2 separate regions of the Homo sapiens genome follow, and region 2 is linked to region 1. A link is a contact called in ENCODE Hi-C or POLR2A ChIA-PET data. All regions are on one chromosome and are shown on one strand. The core of a region is the stretch at or near the end of the contact, and the rest is flanking DNA. Distances in the headings are between cores, read along the strand shown. Region 1 holds the start of PPIA (peptidylprolyl isomerase A). Region 2 overlaps CCM2 (CCM2 scaffold protein).

Evidence for each region. A loop is a pair of places that touch in the nucleus more often than their neighbours do. ChIA-PET counts read pairs that join two places held with the same protein, here RNA polymerase II (POLR2A). Pooled maps may share reads with other maps.
Region 2: a pooled map shows a loop between it and region 1 (2.4-fold over the local background). The contact joins the enhancer-like site here to the promoter of PPIA in region 1. A Hi-C loop is called at or near these places in 2 of 37 single-sample maps with no recorded cell type and 8 of 50 pooled maps. POLR2A ChIA-PET finds 5 or more read pairs at or near these places in 10 of 52 experiments (AG04450, Caco-2, H1 and 5 more).

The regions. Positions count from the first base shown.
Region 1 is chr7:44,792,611-44,799,718 of GRCh38, reverse strand. PPIA (peptidylprolyl isomerase A) reads right to left here and starts at 3,038. Exons shown (of 5, transcript NM_021130.5): 1 at 2,926-3,038; 2 at 442-472; 3 at 239-327; 4 at 1-17. The coding sequence starts at 2,994. It overlaps LOC105375259 (a long non-coding RNA gene), which reads left to right and starts at 3,189. Exons shown (of 2, transcript XR_007060300.1): 1 at 3,189-3,651; 2 at 4,295-4,603. RefSeq lists silencers at 2,568-2,917, 2,938-3,207, 3,298-3,497.
Region 2 is chr7:45,018,910-45,026,017 of GRCh38, reverse strand. All of the region lies in intron 1 of CCM2 (CCM2 scaffold protein), which reads right to left. Among named protein-coding and RNA genes, the nearest start is that of CCM2, 22 kb to the right of the region's middle. Within about 2 kb of position 4,202, at least 2 of the 41 ENCODE cell types and tissues checked have a DNase peak (open chromatin) inside an H3K27ac peak, as active enhancers do.

The DNA of each region.
Region 1 (7,108 bases), core at 1,789-4,288:
CGTGTGAAGTCACCACCCTGTCAACATATAGGAAAAATGTCACTTCTGACAACATAACCATGAAGTGTGCCAAATCTGCAAGGTTCAAACTTTAAACCCAAGTTCAAACTGAATAGAAGGGTTAAATAGAACCGAAATGGTAGAGTAACAGTTCAGATATGTGTATCCTGAAATATTCTGGCTCAATCCCAAATGAAGGGAGCAACCCAAATAAAATAAAATTCAGTAAATTTCGTACCTGACACATAAACCCTGGAATAATTCTGTGAAAGCAGGAACCCTTATAACCAAATCCTTTCTCTCCAGTGCTCAGAGCACGAAAATTTTCTGTTTAAAAAAAAATTAAACACATATATACATACATAAAAATATATATATACACACACACACACAAACTGTCACAATTGGAACATCTTTGTTAAACTTAGAAAATGGACCAACCTGCTGTCTTTGGGACCTTGTCTGCAAACAGCTGTAAGAGAAAATTACAGTTAATTAACATCTGCTTATTTTGTTGCTTAGTACCCATGTCTTTAGGGGCTTCTGAGTCATAAATTCATTTTCTCACTAGAATACTTCTTCAGTAATTACTTTAATTCCCAAGAACTGCTCCTGACAGCCATAAGGCCCTGCAGGCAGTTGGGTTAAGAAACATGAAACCCAAAGACATGCCAAAAATCCAATACTAGTCATAACTTAAATAGTGAGACTTCTAGAAAGTGTCTCAAACTTTTAGTACATCACACCTACTTCTGAAAAGATATATGGCTTCTTAAATGTCTATCACCACCCCCCAACTTGAGCTAGAACTTACAAGGCAAAATTCTAAGGAACAGCAAGCACTGCTGCACGATCAGGGGTAAACAGCTGTTCTTTTAGTCACTTGTAATGAAAATGCTACTACCTCCAATCTGTTAACATAGCTTTATGGATTAGATGAGCAGTCACTTCTTGGTATCCAGGCCCCTTACCTAGTAGTGGGGTAAAAAATAAAGATTGGTTTCTAGTATATCTGGTTTTGAACCTTTCTTGAATGTATAATACGTTATGGCTAGAGAGGTAGCTTAAATACCATAAACATTTACAAGCCCTTTCATAAAAACAGCTTGTTTAAAAGTAGCATTTTATAAGCTATTTCACAGATGTGACTGAATTAACTACTAGTATCCGTGTGCACTTCTCTTATAGCAATGTACTTTTTTTTTTTTGAGACAAGAGTCTCACTGTCACCAGGCTGGAGTGCAGTGGCACGATCTCGGCTCACTGCAGCCTCCGCCTCCGGGGTTCAAGCGATTCTCCTGCCTCAGCCTCTAGAGTAGCTGAGATTACAGGCAAGCGCCACCACGCCCAGCTAATTTTTGTATTTTTAATAGAGGTGGGGTTTCACCATGTTGGCCAGGACGGTCTCAATCTCCTGACTTCGTGATCCGCCCGCCTGGCCAACGTACTTATTTTTTAGTTTTTAGGTATTTGTACCTAGAATGTATGGTCTTTCTAAAACATCAGCTTTTCTCAGAGCTTTATAGTCGGTACGTTTAAGTTCCTATGGCTTCCCTTTCAGACTTTCGCTAAAGCCAAAGCCCTCATTGGCAGTTACCCCTCCATTCTCATCAAGACCTGCAAGTCCTTTCTCATTTCCCTGAAGCTCTTTGGGTAACCTGATGCCCAACATTAGGTCAGGCCAAGTTTCCACGAAAGCCCTTGTCACTTACCAGCTTTGACTACACTCATAGGTGGGGTGGGGTGTGGATTAACATGCAGTGTTTCAGTGCCTATGTGCCAGGCACTATGGACAGGGTAGGCAACAAGGAAATCGCTCTGTCCTCACGAAGACTGCATGAGGATCAATCTATTTTCGGAATAAGATCCCAAACTAGCCATTGGTGGCCTTTTGAGATGTGATTTAAAGGAATAAAACCACTAACATCCTATTTCGCTACTCCCTAAGGTCTATCCATGTTAACTGGAACGGAATCGTACTCAATATTTAACTTTGAAGACACGCGCCAAGTTTAGATACTATGCTATAATTACAACTGATCTTTAAGAACTCATTTAACGCTCTCAAAACTAATTAGGTAATCACTGGTAATCCACCTTGGTCGGAAGAGGCCTGCCTTGTGGCCAGTCGCAACTTGCTTGCTAGGCAGAGGGACAATCGGGAGGGGCTCAAGAGCGCCTCCCCCGCCAGCGCCGTCACTGCAGTGGAAGGCGGTCCTTGGGCACCAGCAAAGGCAAGGCCCATTTTCACATTTCCGCTTGGGGGTGGGGGACACGGAGGGACGTTTGGGGCACATGTATAAATATTCCTACTTTATCCAAATGGAAGATATTTCAAGTGGCAACCCGTCACATCCCAGCAAGTCTCCTTTTATAACATGGCCTCCCGGGATCTACAGGACCGAGCATGGACGGGCTCACACCGCGCCTCGATCCTTGAGAAAAACCCTCAAGCAAACAGCTTCCCAGCTCAGGATGTAAAGCACCCATGCCTGCCAGGGGACAGCTTCCCAGGAAGGCGGTCGCAAGCCCCCGCGAGCGTGCTTCTGGCTCCGGTCTGCGGCGCCCAGGCCAAGCTAGGGCGGAGCCCAACGACTCTCAAGGCGCGGACCTGAGCGCGGCCGCCGAGCACGTGCGTCGGACAGGACAGGGCGCGGCCACATGAGGCGGGCGGGCGGACGCGGGCCCCCTCCCCCAACGGCCTCGCAGCCGCCCCGCCTGCCTTTGTCCGCCGCCGTCCCGGCCTCCTCCCCGCGACTCGCGGACCTCCCAAAATGGCCCCTCGTCAGGAAATGGCGCCGCAGCCCGCCCGCGCTCGCCCCTCAAGCAGGGTCGCCCCGCGCCCGGGCCTTTGGGGCGCTACCACCCACCCCGACCCCGGCCCACTTTCTGGGCCCCATTCCCGCACGCCGCCGCCCGCCCGACCTCAAAGGAGACGCGGCCCAAGGGCTCGCCGTCGACGGCAATGTCGAAGAACACGGTGGGGTTGACCATGGCTAATAGTACACGGTTTTCCTCGGCGGTGGCGTCTGCAAAACGGCACGAGCCTGGCCTCCCGCCCCTTTTATACCACGTTCGGCCCCGCCCGCAACCCGGTCTCGCGCCTCCGTCCCGGCCAATCGGGTCTGCGACTTCGCCAGAGTGACAGTGCATCTGGCCTATAGACGGAAGCCGGCGCTGATGGGGACGACACATGAGGCGCGCGTGCGCGCTAACGCGCGGAGGCAGGTTCCCGCCTGCGGGCTCCGTCGCGGTGGCTGCGGCATGGGACTCGGGGCGGGGCGGCAGTACGGGACGCGGGGCACGGGGGAGGGTCAGTGCGGAACGGGGGTGGGCAGCATGGCGCGCGCACGCGGGAGACGGAAGCGCGGCGGCTCTTCGGCCGTTGTCAAGCGATGAGGCGCGTCTCCCCATTGCACAGAGGGGGCAACTGAGGCGAACGCAGGCCTCAAGGTCGCGCCGCCAGTCAAGGTCGACTGGGGTCCCGCGCCCGGACCCTACGCCTCCGCGAGCGGAAATGGGGATGGCGCGTCCCCGAGACCTAGGAGCAGCCTTGCGTCCGCATTCCGCGCGGGCAAACACCACGTCGCGTCCTACCAGGCAATGTCAGGAAGGAGGTTGCCTTTGAGCATCGCTGTTTTCTCTAACGAGGTGGGACAGGAGCAGTCTCCGGTTTTGAGAGATTATGAAATGCTTTCAAAATGCTCTACTTTCCGAAAATATCTTACACTCTGCTTGAATCTTCTTCAGGAGGAAGCCATTAAAACAGGAGCCTGGCCAGGCTCTTACCTGTGAAGATGCATTATGCACATTTTGCCCTCTTACTCTTTTTGAATCTCTGCTCCTGGTCTTTCCCTGCCCCCGCCCCGCCCAGCTCCTACCGCCCCCGCCTCGGGGCTGAATTGTGCTTTGATTTTTGGGTGAAAGATAAGTCACAATTTAAAAGCGAATTTCTTCAGGCAAAGACATTAATAATACTTTAATTAAAATGCACTTGTAGGCCAGGCGCGGTGGCTCATACCTGGCGCTTTAGGAGGCGCGGAGGCCAAGGCCGGGGAGGATCGCTTCATCTTAGGAGTTCGACACCGGCCACCAGCCTGGGCATCTTAGAGAGACGCCGTCTCTACAAAAAAATAAATAAAAATAAAAATTAGCTGGGCGTCGAGGCGCTCGCTACTCAGGAGGCTGGGCGGGGAGGATTGCTTGAGCCCGGAGGTCGAGGCTGTAGTGGGCGGTGATCGCATCACTGCATTCCAGCCGGGACGACAGAGTGTGACCCTCTCTCAAAAAATAGGCCGGGTGCGGTGGATCACGCCTGTAATTCCAGCACTTTGGGAGGCCGAGGCGGGAGGATCACCTGAGGTCAGGAGTTCAAGACCAGCCTGGACAACATGGTGAAACCCCATCTCTACGAAAAATACAAAATTAGCTGGGCATGGTGGTGCGCACCTGTAGTCCCAGCTACCCCCTCGGGAGGCTGAGGCAGGAGAATCGCTGGAACCCAGGAGGTGGAGGTTGCAGCGAGCAGAGATGGCGCCACTGCACTCCAGCCTGAGAGACAGAGACTCCGTCTCAAATAAATAAACAAAAATATAAAATAAAATGCACTTATGTGACTGGTGTTTTGTTAAGAAAACCTTACAAGGGAATTCATATATCCTGGGCTGTCACTTAAGTTGCAATATTAAGGATATTATTTAATGTTTCTTTTTGTTTTTTTGAGACAAGGTCTCACTCTCACCTAGGCTGGAAGTGCAGTGGTGTGTTATCGGCTCACTGCAACCTCCCCTTCCCGTGCTCGAGCAAGCGTCCCACCTTAGCCTCCCAAGTAGCTGGGACTACAGGCATGCACCCACACCCAGCTCATTTTGTGTGTGTGTGTTTTGTAAAGATGGGGTTTCGCCACATCGCCCAGGCTGGTCTCAAACTCCTGGACTCAAGCGATCCACCCGCCTCAGCCTCCCAAAAGTGCTGGGATTATAGGCGTGAGCTGCTGCACCTGGACGTTGTTTAATGTTTCTAAAACTCAGTTTCTTCATCTGCACAACCAGGATAGGGTTGTGGTGAGACAAAAATGATAATTCATCTGATAGATGAAGTACAGTTTCTGGCCTCTTGCCATTGTTAATAACCATGAGCCAACGTGTTAGGAATTTATTTATTTGAGATAGGGTCTCACTCTGTTGGTTAGTCTGGAGTGCAGTGGTGCAATCCTAGCTCACTGTAACCTCGAACTCTTGGACTGAAGCATTCCTCCCTCCTCAACCTCCCAAATGTCTGGGACTAAAGGCACAAGCCACTGTGCCAGCTAATTTAAATTTTTTTAACAGAAACTGGTTCTGGCTGTGTTATCAGGGCTGGTCTCAAACTCCAGGGCTTAAAGGATTCTCCCACCTTGGCCTCCCAAAGTTCTAGCATTACAGGTGAACCGCCATGCTCAGCCTGTGTTGGAAATTTAGACTATGTTGTTTTGTTCTCATCACCATCCCATTATCCCCATTTTACAGATGCGTAAAGTAAAGCTCTGGCTTCTTGTTCAGAGTAATCGCTTATGAGTGTTAGCAAAGCCAAACTGGAAACTGCTTTTTTCCCCCCCACTCCACATCACTTCTTGCTTTGTGATCTTAAGAAAGCCACTTGTCCTCATCTGACACTGAAAAAAAATGCCCAAGGCCTTCAGGCATAAATTCTTACCATTTCTCTCTCCATCCTAAAACGTAGAGCAGTTAGGAACTCCTCCAAAGAAGTAAATGAATGAGGCCGGGTGAGGTGGCTCATGCCTGTAATCCTAGCACTTTGGGAGGCAGAGGCGGGTGGATAATTTGAGGTCAGGAGTTCAAGACCAGCTTGGACAACATAGTGAAACCCTATCTCTACTAAAAATACAAAAATTAACTGGGCAGGGCTGGGCATGGTGGCTCACACTGTAATTGCAGCACTTCGGGAGGCCGAGGTAAGTGGGTCACTTGAGGCCAGGAGTTCAAGACTAGCCTGGCCAACACAGGGAAAACCCATCTCTACTAAAAAGTACAAAAATTAGGGCTGGGCACAGTGGCTCACGCCTGTAATCCCAGCACTTTGGGAGACTGAGGTGAGTGGATCATGAGGTCAGGAGTTCAAGACCAGCCTGACAAATATGGTGAAACCCCGTCTCTACTAAAAATACAAAAGTTAGCCGGGCATGGTGGTGCGCATCTGTAATCCCAGCTACTCAGGAAGCTGAGGCAGGAGAATCACTTAAGCTTGGGAGACGGAGGTTGCAGTGAGCTGAGATCACACCACTGCACTCCAGTCTGGGGGATGGGGTGAGATTCCATCTCAAAAAAAAAAAAGTAAATGAATGCATGAATGAATAATAAATAGGCTGGGCGTGGTGGCTCACGCCTGTAATGCCAGTGCTTTGGGAGGCCAAGGCAGGAGGATCGGTTGAGCCCAGGAGTTCAACACCAGCCTGGGCAACAGAGGGAAACCCTGCTTCTACAAAAAAATATGTATTTTCTTTTATTTTTTATTTTTATTTGTTTGAGACAGAGTTTCGCTCTTGACGGAGTGCAATGGCTTGATCTCGGCTCACTGCAACCTCCGCCTCCTGGGTTCAAGCAATTCTCCTGCCTCAGCCTTACAAGTAGCTGGGATTACAGGCATGCGCCATCACTCCCGGCTAATTTTGTATTTTTAGTAGAGATGGGGTTTCTCGTGTTGGTCAGGCTGGTCTTAAGCTCCCAACCTCAGGTGATCCACCCACTTCGGCCTCCCAAAGTGCTGGGATTACAGGTGTGAGCCACCATGCCCGGCCTATTTTATTTTTATTTATTTATTTATTTATTTATTTATTTATTTTTTGAGACAGAGTGAGTTTTACTCTTGAAGCCCAGGCTGGAGGTCAATGAATGGCGTGATCTTGGCTCACTGCAACCTCCACGTCCTGGCTTCAAGCAATTCTCCTGCCTCAGCCTCCCAAGTAGCTGGGATTACAGGCATGCACCACCATGCCCAGCTAATTTTATATTTTTAGTAGAGATGGGATTCATCATGTTGGTCAGGCTGGTCTCGAACTCCTGACCTCAGGTGATCCGCCTGCCTCAGCCTCCCAAAGTGCTGGGATTAC
Region 2 (7,108 bases), core at 2,953-5,452, 230 kb before region 1:
CTAGTCAACCCCAACCTTCCCTCACAAACACAGTGATCCCCACGGTCAGCATGAGAGAGAAAAGCCAAAGAACAAATGGGAAGAGACAGGCACAGGAACCTACATTCTAGCTAGTATACTTAGAGACACTTGAGAAGAACTGCATCCATAAAATAAGACTAGATAGCTATGAAAAAGAGAAAACGGCCGGGTGCAGTGGCTCCCGCCTGTAATCCCAGCGTTTTGGAAGGCTGAGGTGGGCAGATCACCTGAGGTTAGAAGTTTGAGACCAGACTGACCAATATGGAGAAACCCCGTCTCTACCAAAAACACAAAATTAGCTGGGCGTGATGGCGCATGCCTGTTAATCCCAGCTATTCGGGAGGCTGAAGCACGAGAATCACTTGAACCCAGGAGGCGGAGGTTGCGGTGAGGTGAGATCACGCCATTGCACTCCAGCCTGGGCAACAAGAGTGAAACTCCATCTCAAAAAAAAAAAAAAAAGAAAAAGAGAGAACAGAGAACAAGAAATATATCTTAGAAATTACAAATATGACTGCCAAAATAAAAAATTCGTAGAATAATAACAAGGACATAGCGGAGAGCCCAAAGAATGATGTGAAGGAGAACTGCGGGGTTGGCCAATGCCTGCCTGCTGCTGATGGCCACAGCTGCAAATGTTTTACAGATGAACATTTGCCACCAATTCGATAAAGGGAATCACCAACTTTGAACCCTGATTAAGCAAAATGTTAGCCCCCAAAAAGAATTCCATTCTCAGTAGTAGAACCATATTACAAAAAATTGTACTCAATTATTATACCTTGAATTTCATCAATAAAAAAATTTACGAAAATTTGCTTTCTCTCTTATATAAGTACCTACTTAATGGCCTCAATTTTGCCCCCTGGCCCACACAGCCTGAAATATTTACTGTCTGGTCCTTTACATGAAGTTTGCCAACCCTGTCTTAGAACATAAAGTGAAAAGGTAAAAAGTTTAACATGAGAAAAATTAAAGGCCACAGAAGCTGGGTCCATCGAGTCTAACAGTTTCCTAAGAGGAGAATAAGAGCAGGCAGAATCAAAGAGGGACACAAATATCAGAAGACAACAACGATGAACTCAATTTTATGGACAGAAAAAGCACAGTAACAAGTAGGCTGAATGTAAGAGACAAACCCTCAACATTTAGACTCATCTTCACAAAACTGCAGAATTTCAAGAGAATCTTAGGTTTCCAATAAGAAAATGCAAAAAAAAGTACCTGTAAAAGCAGTAAGACTCAGATCAGCATCAGATGTATCCTGATAAATGGGAATATGGTAATCCCTTTAAAATTCTGTGTGGAAATTAATTTAAATCTGGAAGTTAATTTAAAACCAAACTGTCAATCAAGGTGCAAAATAGTTATTTTCACACCTGCAGTGCCTTGGGATCTTTACACTCTAAAAACCCCCTTTTGAAAAACATACTAGAGGATCTACTCCCAGCAAAACGAGGATCATCCAAGAGAGAAAAAGATGTGGACTCCAAGAAACAGTGGAACCAACCCAGGAAGCAGAGAAAAGAAATCCCAGGGTGACAATGACAGTGTTCAGCAAGCAAACAAAGGAAAATCTGTAAGATTCCATTATGTAAACTAAGAGCCTAGAAGTTCTTGACGATAAAAACATGTTTCTTGGGCCTTGACTAAGGGCTGGCCTGGACATGCAGAGATGAAACTCCACAATGCCTACAGGTAATCATTTAATGTTTGACTGACTGCTGAATGGTGATGCCAGAAGTTATTATCAGCTGAAGAGTCTTTCCTGAACATTATAATCAGCTGAAGAGACTTTGCTGAACTGGCTACTCAGTAGAAATCCAAAAAGTCCACACTTTAGGTGTAAGGAAAACACCCAGAACTAAATTCAAAACTGATACAGAGGCCGGGTGCGGTGGCTCATGCCTGTAATCCCAGCACTTTGGGAGGCCAAGGCAGGAGGATCACCTGATGTCGGGAATTCGAGACCAGCCTGACCAGCATGGAGAAACCCCCAACTCTACTAAAAATACAAAATTAGCAGGGCGTGGTGGCACATGTCTGTAACCCCAGCTACTACGGAGACTGAGGCAGGAGGATCACTTGAACCTGGGAGGCAGAGGTTGCAGTGAGCCAAGATTGTGCCATTGCACTCCAGCCTGGGCAACAAGAGCAAAACTCTGTCTCATAAAAAAAAAAAAAAAAAAAAAAAAAAAAAAAAAAAAAACTGATACAGAGCTATCAAAATAATGACTAAACAAAGATGCACACGACAAAAAAAAAAAAAAAAAGATTTCCCAGTAATCTCACTGCCTACCATAATAAAACTGAATCTCATTCACAATAACAAGGCATTCTCTAGAAAAAGGCTGAGTAAACTCTACCACACAGGCAAGCCACCTGTTTTTGTAAATAAAGTGGGGTTTTCTTGTGTTTTGTTGTTGTTTTTGTTAGTTTTGTTTTTTGAGACGGAGTCTCACTCTGTCATCCAGGCTGGAGTCCAGTGGCACGATCTCAGCTCACTGCAACCTCCACCTCCCAAGTTCAAGCGATTCTCCCGCCTCAGGCTTCCAAGTAACTGGGATTACAGACGCGCAACACCACACCCGGCTAATTTTTGTATTTTTAGTAGAGATGGGGCTTCGCCATGTTGGCCAGGCTGGTCTCGAACTCCTGACCTCAGGTGATCCACCCTCCTCAGCCTCCCAAAGTGCTGGGATTACAGGTGTGAGCCACTGCACCCAGCCGTAAATAAAGTTTTATTAGAACATTTAAAAAAAGAAGTCTGGGCCGGGCATGGTTCTCTCACTTATAAGTGGGAGCTAAACTATGGCTACACAAAGGCACACAGAGTGATATAATGGACACTGGAGACTTAGAAAGGGAGAAAGTGGGAGGGAGGTGAGAGATGAAAAATTACCTACTGGATACAATGTACGCTTTTTGGGTGATGGGTACACTAAAAGCCCAGACTTGCAGGGTGAGGTGGCTCATGCCTGTAATCCCAGCACTTTGGGAGGCCGAGGCTGGTGGATCACTTGAGCTCAGGAGTTCGAGACCAACCTGGTCAACATGGTGAAACCCCGTCTCTACTAAAAATATAAAAATTAGCCAGGCGTGGTGGTGGGCACCTGTAATCCCAGCTACTCGAGAGGCTGAGGTAGGAGAATCGCTTGAGGTCGGGAGGCAGAGGTTGCAGTGAGCCGAGATCGCACCACTGCACTCCAGCCTGGCCAACAGAATGAGACTCCGTCTCAAAAAATAAAATAAAAGCCAGACTTCATCACTATACAATTCACCCATGTAACCAAAAACCACTTGTACCCCAAAAGCTACTGAAATTTTTTAAAATTTAATGTTTCTTTTGAAAGAAAAAAGAAAAGCAATTCATCAGAAACTCTAAAGAAAAGGCCAGGCACGGTGGCTCATGCCTGTAATCCCAGCACTTTGGGAGGCCGAGGCGGGCGGATGACGAGGTCAGGAGATGGAGACCATCCTGGCTAACACGGTGAAACCCCGTCTCTACTAAAAATACAAAAAATTAGCCGGGCACGGTGGTGGGCGCCTGTAGTCCCAGCTACTCGGGAGGCTGAGACAGGAGAATGGCGTGAACCCGGGAGGCGGAGTTTGCAGTGAACCGAGATCGCACCACTGCACTCCACTCTAGCCTGGGCAACAGAGCAAGACTCCATCTCAAAAAAAAAAAAAAAAAAAAAAAAAAAAAGCTGGTCCAAAAAAAAATAATGATCCCCACATGAAACATACTAAAATGTGGCCTAATTCTGAACGCCAACCACAGCACAGATTAATAATCTCCATTTGTTCTCATTGCTTCACATTCACCTTCCAAAGTACAGATTTTGTGGCAAAAAGCTACATCCCCTCACTTACTGTAACCACACTACTTGACATACAATTCAGACTACAATAAAGTCCTAGGTGTGCTCCACTGCTATTGGACTGTCATTGCTTCTAGGTGTTTTCCATGCAGATAGCTAAGAAATACGTGACAGCTCTAATTCAAAATGAATCTAGCAAAATTTTTCCTTAAGTTCTTTAACTTTATACTTGTATCCTTTAAATTCTTACATGAAAAAAAGGTTGCTACCTACATGGTTGATTTCACATGCCACTAATGAATCATAACCCACAGTGTGCAAAACTGTGAGAAGACAGCTTCAACAGCTGTCACAGCCACGCAAGGCAACAGCAGGAACAATGACTCCACCTTCCTTCCCTCTCTCATCCCTTCCCCTCTCCTCCCCTCCTCCTCCTCCCTGTCTCATCTTCCCCTGCCCCATTCTCCTCCTCAGCTCCTCCTCCTACTCCCCTGCCTCATCTCACTCACTCTGCAAACTGCACTTCCAAAGGCATACCCAGGGGACAGGGAGATGGTGCTTGATGCATAGTTTTATTTATTTATTATTTATTTTATTTTATTTTTTTTTTTTGAGAAAGAGCCTCGCTCTGTCGCCCAGATTGGAGTGCAGTGGCGCGATCTCAGCTCACTGCAACTCTACCTTCCGGGTTCAAGCAATTCTCCCTGTCTCAGCCTCCCGAGTAGCTGGGATTACAGGCATGTGTCACCATGCCTGGCTAATTTTTGTATTTTTAGTAGAGTCGGGGGTTTTACCATGTTGGCCAGGCTGGTCTTGAACTCCTGACCTCAGGTGATCCGCCCGCCTCGGCCTCCCAAAGTGCTGAGATTACAGGCGTGAGCCACCGTGCCAGCCTATTTATTATTTTTTTTATTTTTTAGAGACAGGGTCTTGCTCTATTACCCAGGCTGCAGTGCAGTGGCACAATCATGGCTCACTGCATTCTCTAACTCCTAGGCTCAAGCCATCCTCCCACCTCAGCCTCATGAGTAGGCTGGGACTACAGGCATGTCGCCACACCTGGCTTTGGTGCAACAGCTTTAAATCCACCTGACCTCTGCCCTTCTGACACAGCACTCGATATTCTCGACCTCATGAGCACTAAGACCACCCTCAGACAGTGAGGGAGATTCAGGCAGGCAGTGACAGCTCCCCAGAAAGCTCTTTACACAGTGGGCACTAAGCAAGTGTTTGAAATAAATACCAAGGTAATAAGACTGTATTATTACTGCTAACACAGAAAAGCATACACAAACAGGAAAGCAACGTGAAAGACTAATAACAGTTGTTTCTAGTGGGTGTGATTTTTTTCATATAATATATTTTGCTACTTTCTTCTGAGATACAAATGTATTTTTTAGTAAGAAAACTTAACAAGTTCATTTTGGAAAATACTCAAAATTTTTAGCAAATACCACTTTCACCTAATAAAAACTGTTCTCTTGAGAGGTGGGTAAAGAAAAAAAGAATAAACCTTGGTTCTACCATACAAAACAATTTGTTAACATCTACTAAAATTACAAATGCACTTATGTTTCCCAGCAAGTGCATTTTCGGGAATTAATCCTACAGATGCATTACATACATGACAGGTTAGAAAATTAATTGCTTCATTATTTTTTAAGCAAAATGACAACCTAAAAGTCCATAGGAGGGCTGCTGTTTAAATACAGTAGCCCACAGATAAAAATGCCATTCCACCCTAAAGAAGAATAAAGAAACTATATATCTATAATGAAAGAGCTCCAAAACACACTGTCAAGAAAAAATAAACCCAAAGAAGTTCTTATTCCCTTAAGAGAGAAGTAGACTGTATCAAAATAACTTTCTCACAGACCGAGATTATGAACTCTAGATAAAATGTGAAAAACAATCTTCTAAAGACACTGGAGACAAACAAGAAATAAAAAAGAAGCTTGGAATTTATATGACCCTTGAAAGAAGGGAACATCACTGGGCAAGATCCACTTTTATATTGCTTTACTCCTGAGAGTATGCCCCAGTCTCAGAGGAGTGGAGCAGAGAAAAAAAAGCTGCAATTTTATTGGCCTGACAGGTTAAAGGAGGATTTGAGACTGCTAAAGAAGCTGGAAATTGAGAGGGAAATATAGGAAAGGAGGAACCCACTAAAAAAGGAACCCAAAGTCTGAGTATAAGGTCCCCTCAAATCTTTGGCTGAACCCTGAACTGCGTAAGCGGAGGTGAGACTCCCACAAGCCCAGAAAGGACACGATAGCTTGAAGGTTGAAGGAGCAAGCTGATGGCTGGGTGCGGGAGCTCATGCCTATAATCCCAGCACTTTGGGCGGCCAAGGCAGGAAGATCACTTGAGTTCAGGAGTTTGAAACCAGCCTGGGCAACATAGTGAGACCCCATTTCTACAAAAATAAAAATTAGCCAGATAGTGCATGCCTGTAGTCCTACCTACTTGGGAGGCTAAGGTAGGAGAATTGCTTGAGCCCAGAAGTTTAAGGTCACAGTAAACTATGATCACACCATTGCACTCTAACCTGGGTAACAGAGCAAGATCCGTCTCAAAAAAAAAGCTGAGATTTTAGCTCTCCCTAGCTGCAGGGTAGATAAGAGTTTGGAGTCCAAGTCCTGCCAAGTTAAAGGGGCTTAATCAGTACCTTAAACACTTGAGACTATCCATTTGAAACCCCACAAAGGCCACATCTTAGGAGTAAAACATACATTCCAGGACTAAGAAATTTACCCTAAGAGTAAGGACAAAGATCAAAACTGATCTACCAAACCAAAGTATAAAACCCAGCCAGGTGCGGTGGCTCATTCCTGTAATCCCAGGAGGCGGAAGCAGGAGGATGGCTTGAGGCCAGGAGTTCAAGACCAGCCTGAGCAACATACTGAGATTCCATCTATATTTAAAAAACTTTTTTCATTAGCCGGGCACAGTGGTGCATGCCTGTAGTCCCGGCTACTCAGGAGGCTGAGGCAGGAGAATCACTTGAACCCGGGAGGCGGAGGTTGCAAGGTTGCAGTGAGCCGAGATCACGCCACAGCACTCCAGCCTGGCCAACAGAGTGAGACCCTGTCTCAAAAAAAAAAAAAAAAAAAAAAGGCCAGGCGCAGTGGCTCACGCCTATAATCCCAACACTTTGGGAGGCCGAGGCAGGCAGATCATCTGAGGTCAGGAGTTCGAGACCAGCCTGGTCAACATGGCAAAACCACATTTCTATTAAAAATACAAAAATTAGCCTGGCATGGTGG